Linked DNA regions of Mus musculus: region 2 is linked to region 1. A link is a loop called in an ENCODE intact Hi-C map of the cell type or tissue named here. Cell type or tissue: heart. All regions are shown on one strand. Each heading gives the region's core, and the rest is flanking DNA. Links, peaks and the distances in the headings are about the cores only.

What was found. A loop is a pair of places that touch in the nucleus more often than their neighbours do. Peaks named below come from ENCODE experiments on the same cell type or tissue, not always from the same donor. Only the 100,000 strongest peaks of a DNase experiment are listed, where the experiment ranks them.
Region 2: it touches region 1 in a loop (3-fold over the local background); 4 of 42 quality-filtered maps call a loop at or near these places.

Annotation. Positions count from the first base shown.
Region 1 is chr11:75,176,149-75,181,516 of GRCm38, forward strand. It overlaps Ovca2 (candidate tumor suppressor in ovarian cancer 2), which reads right to left and starts at 2,660. Exons shown (of 2, transcript NM_027136.3): 1 at 2,464-2,660; 2 at 1-2,239. The coding sequence starts at 2,647. The coding sequence ends at 1,746. It overlaps Dph1 (diphthamide biosynthesis 1), which reads right to left. Exons shown (of 13, transcript NM_144491.2): 7 at 5,145-5,213; 8 at 4,640-4,796; 9 at 4,413-4,513; 10 at 3,578-3,656; 11 at 3,025-3,165; 12 at 2,777-2,883; 13 at 1,495-2,239. The coding sequence ends at 2,794. In heart, for the core only: no CTCF peak of the experiment used is centred there; DNase peaks (open chromatin) are centred at 2,063 and 2,823; H3K4me3 peaks cover 1,937 bases; H3K27ac peaks cover 1,778 bases.
Region 2 is chr11:74,921,755-74,927,122 of GRCm38, forward strand. It overlaps Srr (serine racemase), which reads right to left and starts at 4,194. Exons shown (of 9, transcript NM_013761.5): 1 at 3,865-4,194. Smg6 (Smg-6 homolog, nonsense mediated mRNA decay factor (C. elegans)) reads left to right here and starts at 4,100. Exons shown (of 19, transcript NM_001002764.2): 1 at 4,100-4,249. The coding sequence starts at 4,162. In heart, for the core only: CTCF peaks have their summits at 2,591 (motif pointing right) and 4,186; a DNase peak (open chromatin) is centred at 4,017; H3K4me3 peaks cover 2,373 bases; H3K27ac peaks cover 2,118 bases.

The DNA.
Region 1 (5,368 bases), core at 228-5,227:
CTGTAAGGCAAGAACAAGGCACAGAGACCAATCCCCCACCCAAGCTGTTAAAAAGGGATCTCAAATCAGTACATGGGACTTTGGGGTATAATTCCAGTCTATCCTTTCGTGAAATTTTAAAATGTTTAGTGTGTATGAGATGGCATGTGTTAGCTAGCAGTCAGTGCCTTTAACCTGCTGAGCCATCTCACTGTCTTTTGGTGGAAATCTTGAGCCCTAAAGAAGCCAGAGGCCTTTGTAACTGAGTCAGACTTCTATGTAAGTGGAGTTCGGGGCAAGAGAATACATGGCAAGGCTCTGCCTTGGTCATCTAACAGAGGTTACAGAGAGCGTTCCTGTGTAGCCCTCTCTGTCCTGGAACTCCATCTGTAGACTAGGATAAGCTCAGTCTCAGATCTGCCTGTCTCTGCCAGTGCTGGGATGAAAGGCACGTGCCACCACTAACTGGTTGTTTTTAGACTAGACTGTCCTCTACCTCTGCCTGCATGTACCACCATGGCCATTGGGTCATTGACTTTTTAAACACATATCATGTACAACCCTGGGACCTGGGACTAGAGCCTCTGGAACTAAGAGCTATAGATGTTTGTGAGCTACATTGTGGATGCTGGAGCCCGAACCTGGGTCCTTTGAAAAAGCAGCCCATGTCCTTAACCACAGAACCATTTCTCTGATGTATACCTTGAAACACTTGTGTGTCAAGAACATATAACTCTGGGTATAAGAATGACTTGGGAGTAACTGGCCAACTCCAACTCCTGCTCAGTGACTAAGCTCCCTAGAAGATATTGTGGTGTGGGACTAGGTAAGTACCTTGTGATATCTTGGAAAAACTGTCTTTCAGAGGCAGAAGTCAGAAAGCAGCGTGCCTATGTGTGTGGCAAGATTGGGCACTGGAAGTGAGAAGAAAAATGGCAAGAAGTTAAGCTGAGCAGGCTACTTAAGCTTTGGCTTTCTCAACATATCAATAATTAGCATCATCAATTATGAATAGCAGTAATCTCAGAAACCCTGAAGATGGCTTCATTAGGAAAAGGCAGGTTACTCTGTGCTGTCTTTGGCCTCTACCCAACATATGGTACTACCCAAGTCTTCAAGCTCAGAGTTCAGAGGGGGATGGAACAGTTATGGAAGAGAAAGCAATGGCCAAGCCAGGGACCAGGATGTAGGAAACCTAAAAGCAGATGGAGCCAAGCAGAGCCTTGCCAAGTGTTTTCTTTCCCCAAACTCCTCAAACGTAAAACTTTCTGATTCTAAGTGACCAAGATATCTAGCTTCTTCAGTCTGGGACTTAAACTTCCACAAAAGGATGGTGACATGGCTCAGCAGGTAGAGGCATGACTTGCCAAGTCAAATGATCAGAGCTCAGAAAGAACCCACATGGTTGAATCAACTCCCCGCACTTATCCTCTGATCTCCACAAGTCTGCACCCATACACACAATAAGCCGAATTTAAAGATACAAAACAATAAATGACTTCCACCAAAAATGTGTCCTTGGGTTTGGTTTGGTGCTGCCCCAGGATCGGGGCAGCAGGAGAAAGGCATTCAACATCTAAAGCATCGCTTTATTGTCTGTCAGTCACAGGGGTGCCAGCCCCTGCCTGCCCACCCCTGTCTTCTCACAGGCTCTCTGGGCTTATGTGTGTCCTGAGAACTGACAGTTGTCTTAACTAGCCATGGTGAGGAGACAGGGGAGAGCTGCTGGACAAAGTGGGAGCAGTGCGGAGACATTTGTCCATCCTTCATTCTGCAAACTGGTCCAAGAACTTAAGGTAGGCCTGACGCTGAGATGCAGCTGCTGGAATGAAGTGACCACCGGAGTGGGTGAGGGTGACGGCTCCAAGGAATCGGCTAGCCAATTGCATACTCTCCTGAGAAGGGATGACTCGATCAGTATCCCCAAAAACATGAAGTGAAGGCAGTGACATGGGGCTCTGCAAGATAGGTTCCTTAAGGCCTCGGGGACAGAACCCCGACACAAGTATAATAAATCTTGGCAAGGGGAAGCGAGGATCGCCTGCCTGGCCCAGGGCACACACATAAGCTGCTAGTGCAGCCCCCTGGCTGAAGCCAAGAAGTCCATCAAACGGCCCCAGCGTGTCAAGGGCCCGTGCCACCGTTTCCAGGGCCTCCTGCAGACCCCTGCACACTGTGGACTCTTCCAGAGCAGAGAAAACATCGGCTTCCTCCTCAGAAAACCACCAGCCTCGAGGCTGCTCCTCCGGAGAACAGGGCCCTAGAAGCAGATGGGAGAAGAGCACAGGCCCAGGGTTAGAGATGGTGAGAAGAAAAAGGCAGAGCTTGGGAAAGTGCAGCCAGGGGACTTGGGGGGCGGGAGGGACCTGGAATGGCCTGGACACAGATAAAGGAGGAAACCTGGGAGCTCAGACTAGAGCCGGAGTTAAAGGCGCTAGGTGAGAACTGAGGTCCAGGTGTGCGAAGGGGTCCAGCAAGTCTCACCCGAGTCTGGACACGAACCCTCGGGAGCCGCTGCCTCGGGGACCGGGTGAGGTCCGCTGAGGCACACAAGCTCTGCCCGACCCCGCAGCGTCTTCCTCAGCGCTCCGGTCTTCTCACGGAAGCCCCGCTCGCTCTGCCGGAAGCCGGCTAGACACAGCACTCGCAGGGTCTGCCGTGCCGCCATACTGCAGACCGACCGGAAGCAGGCCTTCCCAGGCGGAAGTAGAACCGGCAAGGGGGCAGGGCCCGTGCGGGGAACACCCCTAAGGCGGGGCTCTCCTAAAACAAAAAGGTGGGGCGTGGCTGCAAATACCTGCTGCTCTGGCCCTCTCAGGGAGCCGGCGAAGTAGCCTTCTGGTCTGCGCAGTTGCAACTCTCACAGGCTGGGGCTGGAGAGCCGCCTCTGGACCCTTGCTGCACCTGAGGTAGCAGATAGATTCAAGTCTCTCTACTGCAACCTCCACCCGGCTCCCTTGCATTTCCCCCGCTGTCCTCAGGGCGGCGGCGGTGGACCACGTCACGCCTGTAGGCTGCCTCTCAGCCCTGCTTAAAGTGGGCTACCTTGTCAGATGCAGGCTGGCAGAGACCCCGAGGTGCTCGGTCCCGACCGTAGTTCACTGTCCATGGCCCTAAGGAGCTGCCAGAGTAGAAGTCCATGGGGTAGGGTTGCTGCCAAGAAATGTCCTTCAGGGCCACAGCTGCCTAGGGGAGAAAAGACAATGATATTCTTTCTCTCTCTTTCTTCTTTCTCCCTTCCTTCCTTCCTCTCTCTCTCTCTCTCTCTCTCTCTCTCTCTCTCTCTCTCTCTCTCTCTCTCTCTCTCTCTTTCTTTCTTTTTTTGTCCCTGCATTAGCAAATTTGACCAGGGTCTATGAAGGGAGTGTATTATCATCCTTCAGAAAGGAAGAGTGAAGTGAAGAGAGTCGCAGCTACACAGCGAGTCAGGTGTGTTGGCTCACATCTCCCAGCAACTCTTAAATATAAACAAAAACTACACAGCAAGATGGTGGCTCGATCTCAGAACCTGCAACCCTACGTGCTGCTTACCCATGCCAGCCATCTCACAACCCTCCCTCAACAGGAAATACAAAGATTTTCAAAATGTGGCTGTTACCTCGTACGGTGTCAGCAGTGGCTTGGGAAAGGCTGAACCCCAGTCAATGGAGAGGCGTGGACATGCCACCTGCACCCACCTAGGGAGATAAGTCAGTTAAGATGTGACATGAAGGTCACCTCTCTCTGGGGTACCACACTGAAGAACATAACGGTGTCTCAGTATCTCAGTATGTCCACTTGTCAACAGATTGCACTGATCCAACTATATACTGTTGGGAAGGTAACTCTGATTGCCCTGTAAGCCTAGGACTTGACCTTAACTCCCAAAACCATTGCATTAAAAGCAAAAGTGGAGCTGGACACACAGCTTAGTGGTTGAGGGAGCTGGCTACTCTTGCAGAGGATTCAAGTTCAATTCCCAACACCCACATAGTAGCTCACAACCTTCTAAAGTAAGAGGCAAAATTTGTGTGTGTGGTATATGATATACACTTGTACTCCAGCACTGACGAGATCCAGACAGGTGGATTGCTTCAGGGGAAAAGAGAAGGGGGGGGGGGTGGACACCAAAGCTTCACACAAACTAACACACATGCAAAAGAAAAAAAAATCCACCTTAATGGAATCAAACACAGCAAGGGGCATGTCATCAGCCCTTCACTCCATAAGCCAACTTCTGGGGACAGTTCAGTTGTAACTACCCATCTAGAACCAAGGTTTGTACACAGTGCTCTTACACTCATTCCCACCAGACTATGATGGCTAGACAATGCAGGCGGCCCATGGTCAAGGGTGGCCCCTGCTAGATAAGTTCTTGATCTGTGCTGGCCAGAACCTGTTTTCTAAGCTCCCGTTAGCTGGTCACCATACATGGGTAAGGTGGGGAAACTCACACATCCACCTCAGGAAGTAGACTGAGCTTGCTGGGGAAGATCTCAGAGAGCAACAGCCTCACGAAAGGAAGTCCCAAGTTTCTGAGCTGAGATTCCAAGTGCTGCCGAGAGAGGGAGGCCAGGCAGGAGCTTCTGAGATGAAGTGGCCAAAGCTAGACACCTCAGCCTACTGGTTTCTCCAGCTACTTTCCTGTCAGCCCCCTCCTCTTGATGCCCAGGCCTCTCACCTCCAGGATCTTGGGACTGCCCTGGCGGCCCAAGGTTCCCAGAATAAGGCCCCAGGATTTGGCTGAGCGTGCAGCAGCAATGGCTTCCTGGCGAGTGGCCTGCATGCGCTGATGGTCATAGTATTCTCTGGATAGGACTTTGCCATATGGGTCATACCTGGAAAAGTTGTCAGGATCACGGTGACAGCCCAGAGTCAGCTAAGTGGTCCCTGACACAAGATCTAAAGAGGGATTTAGGAAATCTGGCCCTAGTTGGAAACAAGGATTATTACTGAGATCAGTAACCATAGAGATCAGCCCTCCAGCTAGGGCAGGCAAGAGCAAGGGAGTGTTTTAAGAGCTTGGGGGTGACTCCCGGGTAGGCAACAGCATTCCTGGGTCTAAATTCCAGATGTGCCCCAGTCATTTAGTGACCAGGGAATGAAGGGGTAGTTCAGCCTAATGAGGGCCTCCAGGGCAGAGGCTCTCATCCTGCCATACATGGTCAGCCCTCCCCAGCCCATACCGGTAAGCAGGTATATTAGGGTTGGCAATCATGACAGACTCCAGATGAAAGCGGCCATCTCCAAGATACCTGCAGGGTGGGAAGAGTGTGTAAGTGCAGTAATGGAATAGCAAAGGGGGTGCCCTGGCTTACAGGTCCGGAGACTGAGTTCTCAGCCACCCATGCTGCTGAGTCAGGGAGACTGATGTCAGTTCATCTCTTCAGGCCTCTTGTATGTCCAGCAA
Region 2 (5,368 bases), core at 299-5,298, 250 kb before region 1:
TCTGCCTGCCTCACTAGTGCTGGGACTAAAGCCATGTATACACCTGGCTAGCCTCCTCCTCGTCTTCCTCCTCCTCCTTTTTTTTTTAAATTGCATTTTGAGCCATGGTCTTCCTAATCTTCCTAAGTTGTTAGCTTTGAGGCTGGAGTTCTCTTACGTAATATCCTGGGTTGCTGGGATTACAGTCATTTACCACCAAGCTGAAGTCTTTTTCATTGTTTTACTTAGTTCTTCATGAGTACTTTAAATCTAAAAATTCAAAATTTCCCTCATCAATTTAGTAGCTTTCTAGCTGGGTGGTGGAGGCCCATACCTTTAATCCCAGCACTAGGGAGAGGCAGGCGGATCTCTGAGTTCGAGGCCAGCCTGGTCTACAGAGTGAGTGCCAGGACAGCCAGGGCTACACAGAAAAACCCTGTCTCGAAAAACCAAATAAGTAGCTTTTTTCCCTGTAACTTGCCTGTTGCTCCTCTTCAGTCAGCTGCCAATGTTTAGAACTTGTATTATCTCTCTTCCTTATGTATTTATTGTGTTTCCGAGTTCTGTTTTAATACTTAGAGGCTCTCTGGTCTGATCACTGTCAGCATTGAATTAAGTTGGCCATGACTGTCCTAGGGGAGTTTTCTTGTTTAAAATTATTTTTCCTTCTTTTAAAAAAATGAAAGTTAGCCAGGCGTGGTGGCACATGCCTTTAATCCCAGCACTTGGGAAGCAGAGGCAAGCGGATTTCTGAGTTCGAGGCCAGCCTGGTCTACAGAGTGAGTTCAGGACAGCCAGGGCTACACAGAAAAACCCTGTCTTGAAAAAACAAAAAAACAAAAAAATGAAAGTCACGGGGCTGGAGAGATTGCTCAGATTAAGAGCAAGCACAGCACGCTCTGGGAGAGAACAGGAATTCAGTTCCCACATCAGGTGGCTCATAACTGCCTCGAACTCTAGCTCCAGGGGGAATTCAATGCCTTTTGGTTTCCACAGGCACCTGCACTCATGTGTATGTATGCATACACAGACTCATACATATAATTAAAAATGAGACAAGTTATTAAAAAATGACAGACTGGGAAATAAACAAAGGAATAAATAAATAAAAGTTGGGGCTAGAGACACAACTCATTCAATAGGGTGCTTGTCCAGCATATTCAATCTTTGCATTCAATCCCCAGCAAAAACTTCAACCTGGCACATCAGGATAGATCCACATCTGTAATGCCATCATTTAGGAGATGGAGGCAAGAGCATTACAAGTTCAAAGTTATCCTTGGTTACATAATGACTTCAAAACCAGTCTGGATACAACAGACTTTTAAGCTCAACAAAAGAAAACAAAATGAAACCAGGTCTTCAACTGGATATGTAACCAAGGATACCCTTGAATTTCTAATTCTTCCCCTTGTACTTTGCAAGGGCTGGGATTACAGGCTTCTGCCACCATAACGACCCAGTGTATGTGGTGCTGGGGACCCTTTTTTTTTTTTTTTTTTTTTTTTGGAGAAAGGGTCTCATGCAATCCAGATTGGCTTGGAACATAGCCAAGGATGACCTTAACCTCTCAATTCTTGATTTTCTTGCTTCATTTCCCAAGTGTTGCCTGCACTCCTTGTATGTACAGCAAGGCTAACTGGGAACTCTTGTATCTTCTTGCCTTAGCATCCAGAGTCATGGGGTTAGGGATGTTTGATACCATACCCAGCTTCAAGTTAGGGTTTAAAAAAAAAAATCCGGGGGCTGGAGAGATGGCTTAGCGGGTAAGAGCACTGATTGCTCTTCCCAAGGTCCTGAGTTCAAATCCCAGCAACCACATGGTGGCTCACAACCATCCACAATGAGATCTGACGCCCTCTTCTGGTGTGTCTGAAGACAGATACAGTGTACTTATGTATAATAATAAATAAATCTTTAAAAAAATGTAAAAAATCCTATTGTTGGGCTGGAGAGATGGCTCAGCAGTTAAGAGCACTGACTGCTCTTCCAGAGGTCCTGAGTTCAATTCCCAGCAATCACAAGGTGGCTCACAACCATCTGTAATGGGATCTGATGCCCTCTTCTTGTGTGTCTGAAGACAGCAACAGTGTACTATACATTAATGTACAGTGTATATACATTAAATGAACAAATAAATTTTAAAAAACCCTGTTGTTAGTGTTTTTTAGACAGGTGTTACTATATAGCTCTAGTTGGCCTGGAACTCACTATGTAGACCAAACTGTCCTCTTGCCTGTGTATTTTTGGTGCTGGGCATGTGCTACCATGTCTGGCTTATGTTTTGGAGATAGAGTCTACATGTTCTTTGGTTTAGCTTTAAACTCAATGGACTCAATGGTGGAACACAGCCTTAAAGTTTGATCTTCCTCCCAAGTGCTAGAGTTACAGCATGTGCTATCATGCCAGGAGCACAAAGCAGGTTTTTTTTGTTTTGTTTTGTTTTTAAAGATTTATTTATTTACTGTATGTGGGTACACTGTAGCTGTAGGTTCTGAGCCTTCATGTGGTTGCTGGGAATTTTAGGACCTTTGGATCAACTCTGCTTGCTCTGGTAGGACCAGCTCTCTCTAGTCAACTCCTCTCACTCCAGACGCACCAGAAGAGGGCGCCAGATCTCATTACAGATGGTTGTGAGCCACGTGGTTTCTGGAATTTGAACTCAGGACCTTTGGTCCTGAGCAGGTCAGTGCTCTTACCCGCTGAGTCATCTTGCCAGCCCCAGCAAAGCAGTTTTTATATTTCCTATTCCTCTCAAATCTTTTGACAAAAACTGCCATTTGTTCTGGCCACTCTAATTAATTATACCCATTCATTTGAGCTGTTGACTATTTCTCAGTCATTGTCTTTCTCTCTCTCTCTCTCTCTCTTTTTTGGTTTTTCGAGACAGGGTTTTTCTGTATAGCCCTGGCTGTCCTGGAACTCACTTTGTAGACCAGGATGGCCTCGAACTCAGAAATCCGCCTGCCTCTGCCGGCCCCTCCTCCCCCAGTGCGGGATTAAAGGCGTGCGCCCGGCATTTTTCTCTTTTGATGGTGAAATATCTGTCACATAACAGGAACTGTATGAGTACTATCAAATATTTTATACTATGATCAAGGCATAACTGGTTATTACTTTTTGAGGTCTAAAGGGTCAATGACTGTGTGAGACAGGGAAGAAGGAAAGACTGGAGAAAGGCAGTCTTTGGATAGGAAGTTTCTCCACCCCACCGTTTCTAATAGGAGTTAATGGTCAATGAGCTTAAAGTACCCATCTTCTAGTCTAATTAACTTTTTGCTTCCTTTTTGGGGGACAAGGTCTTCTAATATGTTGCCTTGATTAGCCTCAAATGTGCTATGTTGCCCAGGCTTGAACTTGCAATGCTCCCACCACAGCCTTTGAAGTACCGTGAATATAAGAATGAGCTATTTTTACCAGCATCAGTAAAAATTTAAAGATGTAAAGATGGGAGAATTGACTTGAGTACTAAAAAAGTAATTTTAAAAAATTCTCAATGCTAACAGTAATTCCCAGATCGAATAATTTCCTTCTTTTTTTACCTCCACACAACGACCTCCAGCAAGTCTTAGGGATGAACTGTCATAGACTTTAGTACTCTGGTACAATCAAACGATACACGGAGCAATTTACTTCTTCCACTCTCTGAGATTCCGTTTACCAGTAATGGGGATAATAATAAAAGATATTTAAACTCCACAATCCAGGCCTACGGTAAGGAGACTTCGGCCTAAAATGATCGGAGGAGGCCGGGTTGTAGGATGTCTCCGTCAATCCGAGCCCCAGATCAAAAGCAGTGTCCTCGGTGGTCACCGCAGCAATACTGGCATCCCTAGACCCGAATGCCCACCTGACATGGGCGAGTCACACCTGGCTGCGCCTCACCTCGCCTCCAGAGCGCTGCGCCTCCACCTCCGAGCCTCGGCGGACCGTCCTAGCTTTACACCTCTGCGCACGCGCACACGCCGTCTCCGCGGCCGATTCGCCCGCTCCGGCAAGGCCCTAGTTGAACGTGCTGAATGCTTTTGCTCCCAGTGCGGCCACCGTCGTTTGGGGAGGGCAGGCAGGAGGGGGGCGGGGAAAAGGGTGGGAGTGGGTGAGCGCGCGCCGCCCGTCCGTCGTGGTTTCCTGGCTGCGCGCGGCGGTGGCCGAGTCGCCGCAGCTGTAGCAGCCGCCGCGAAGATGGCGGAGGGGTTGGAGCGTGTGCGGATCTCCGCATCGGAACTGCGAGGGATCCTGGCCACTCTGGCTCCGCAGGCCGGGAGCAGAGGTGAGTTGCGCCGCCCAGCTGCTGGGCCGGGCCTGCCCGCCCCGCCTCCCTCTCCTCTGCCTCCTCCCCGCCCCGTCCGCGGCGCTCCGAACCCCCGCCCCTTCCCCAACAGTGCGCCCGGGCCTGCGGCGGCCCCTGGGAGACAGCGAGGCTGTCGCTCCGCTCCCTCGGGCCCTCGGGGCAGAGCCCAAGCGCGAGTTTCAGCCTCCGCCCTCTTGCTCGGCGCGGCGCCGTGGTTGTTCTCCGGTGCCCTAACCCTCTCACGCCAGCGCCTGAGTTCCAGTCCGGAGGAGACACGAACTGGCTTGGGTGCTAGGGTCCGGTAGAGGCCCCGAGACGTATTGTTCCCAAAAGAATAGTCTGTGTATGTGTACCTTTCCGTAGTCCTCCGTTCCGCGTCGGAGAGGAGGAGCTGGGGAAATTGAGGAGAAAGGCTTAACAGGCTAGGACTTCCTTTGCTGAACTTACCCCCCCCCCCCACCCCCCAAGGCTGGTTTCTAGTGCTAGGCCACTGGAGGGATCCAGGACCTCAGAGAGCTGACTCGGTTTTGTTTTGGTCTTGGCGTGTGTGGGAGCAGTTGTGATCAGAGAGAATGCTTAATTTGCCAGTCTCCATTCGCATCAGAAAAGCGCGAGAAATATTTTGGTGTCTGGTCTCCTTCATTAGCCAGTGTTGCTTAGGATGACAGTTACAGAAGATACCTTCTCTAGGATTGTGGCTAGAATTTGTGAGGTTGGTTTTTATTGGCCAACTGAATTGGATTAACCAGGCTGTTTTCTCTCTCTCCTCTGGAAAATAGTAGTCACCACCTCTCCTGGCTCCGCCCCAAAACTAAGTTTAAAAGTTTACTCAGGGTGCTGAGGTTAAACGGCTTTATCTTGGTTCACATTTGGTGGAGAAGCTAAACTTTTGCCAAGGCAGCAGTATCTTTTATTTTGTGTTTGTTTTTCTTTTGAGACAAAGTCTCACCTTGTAGCCAATACTGGCCTTGAATTTACTGTGTAACCCAACCTGGCCTTGAGTTTGGATACTTTTCCTGACTGAAGCCTTCAGAGTGCTGGAATTATATGCATATGCCACCATACCCAACTTTCAAGTCAGAAACCTAAAATTTTAGT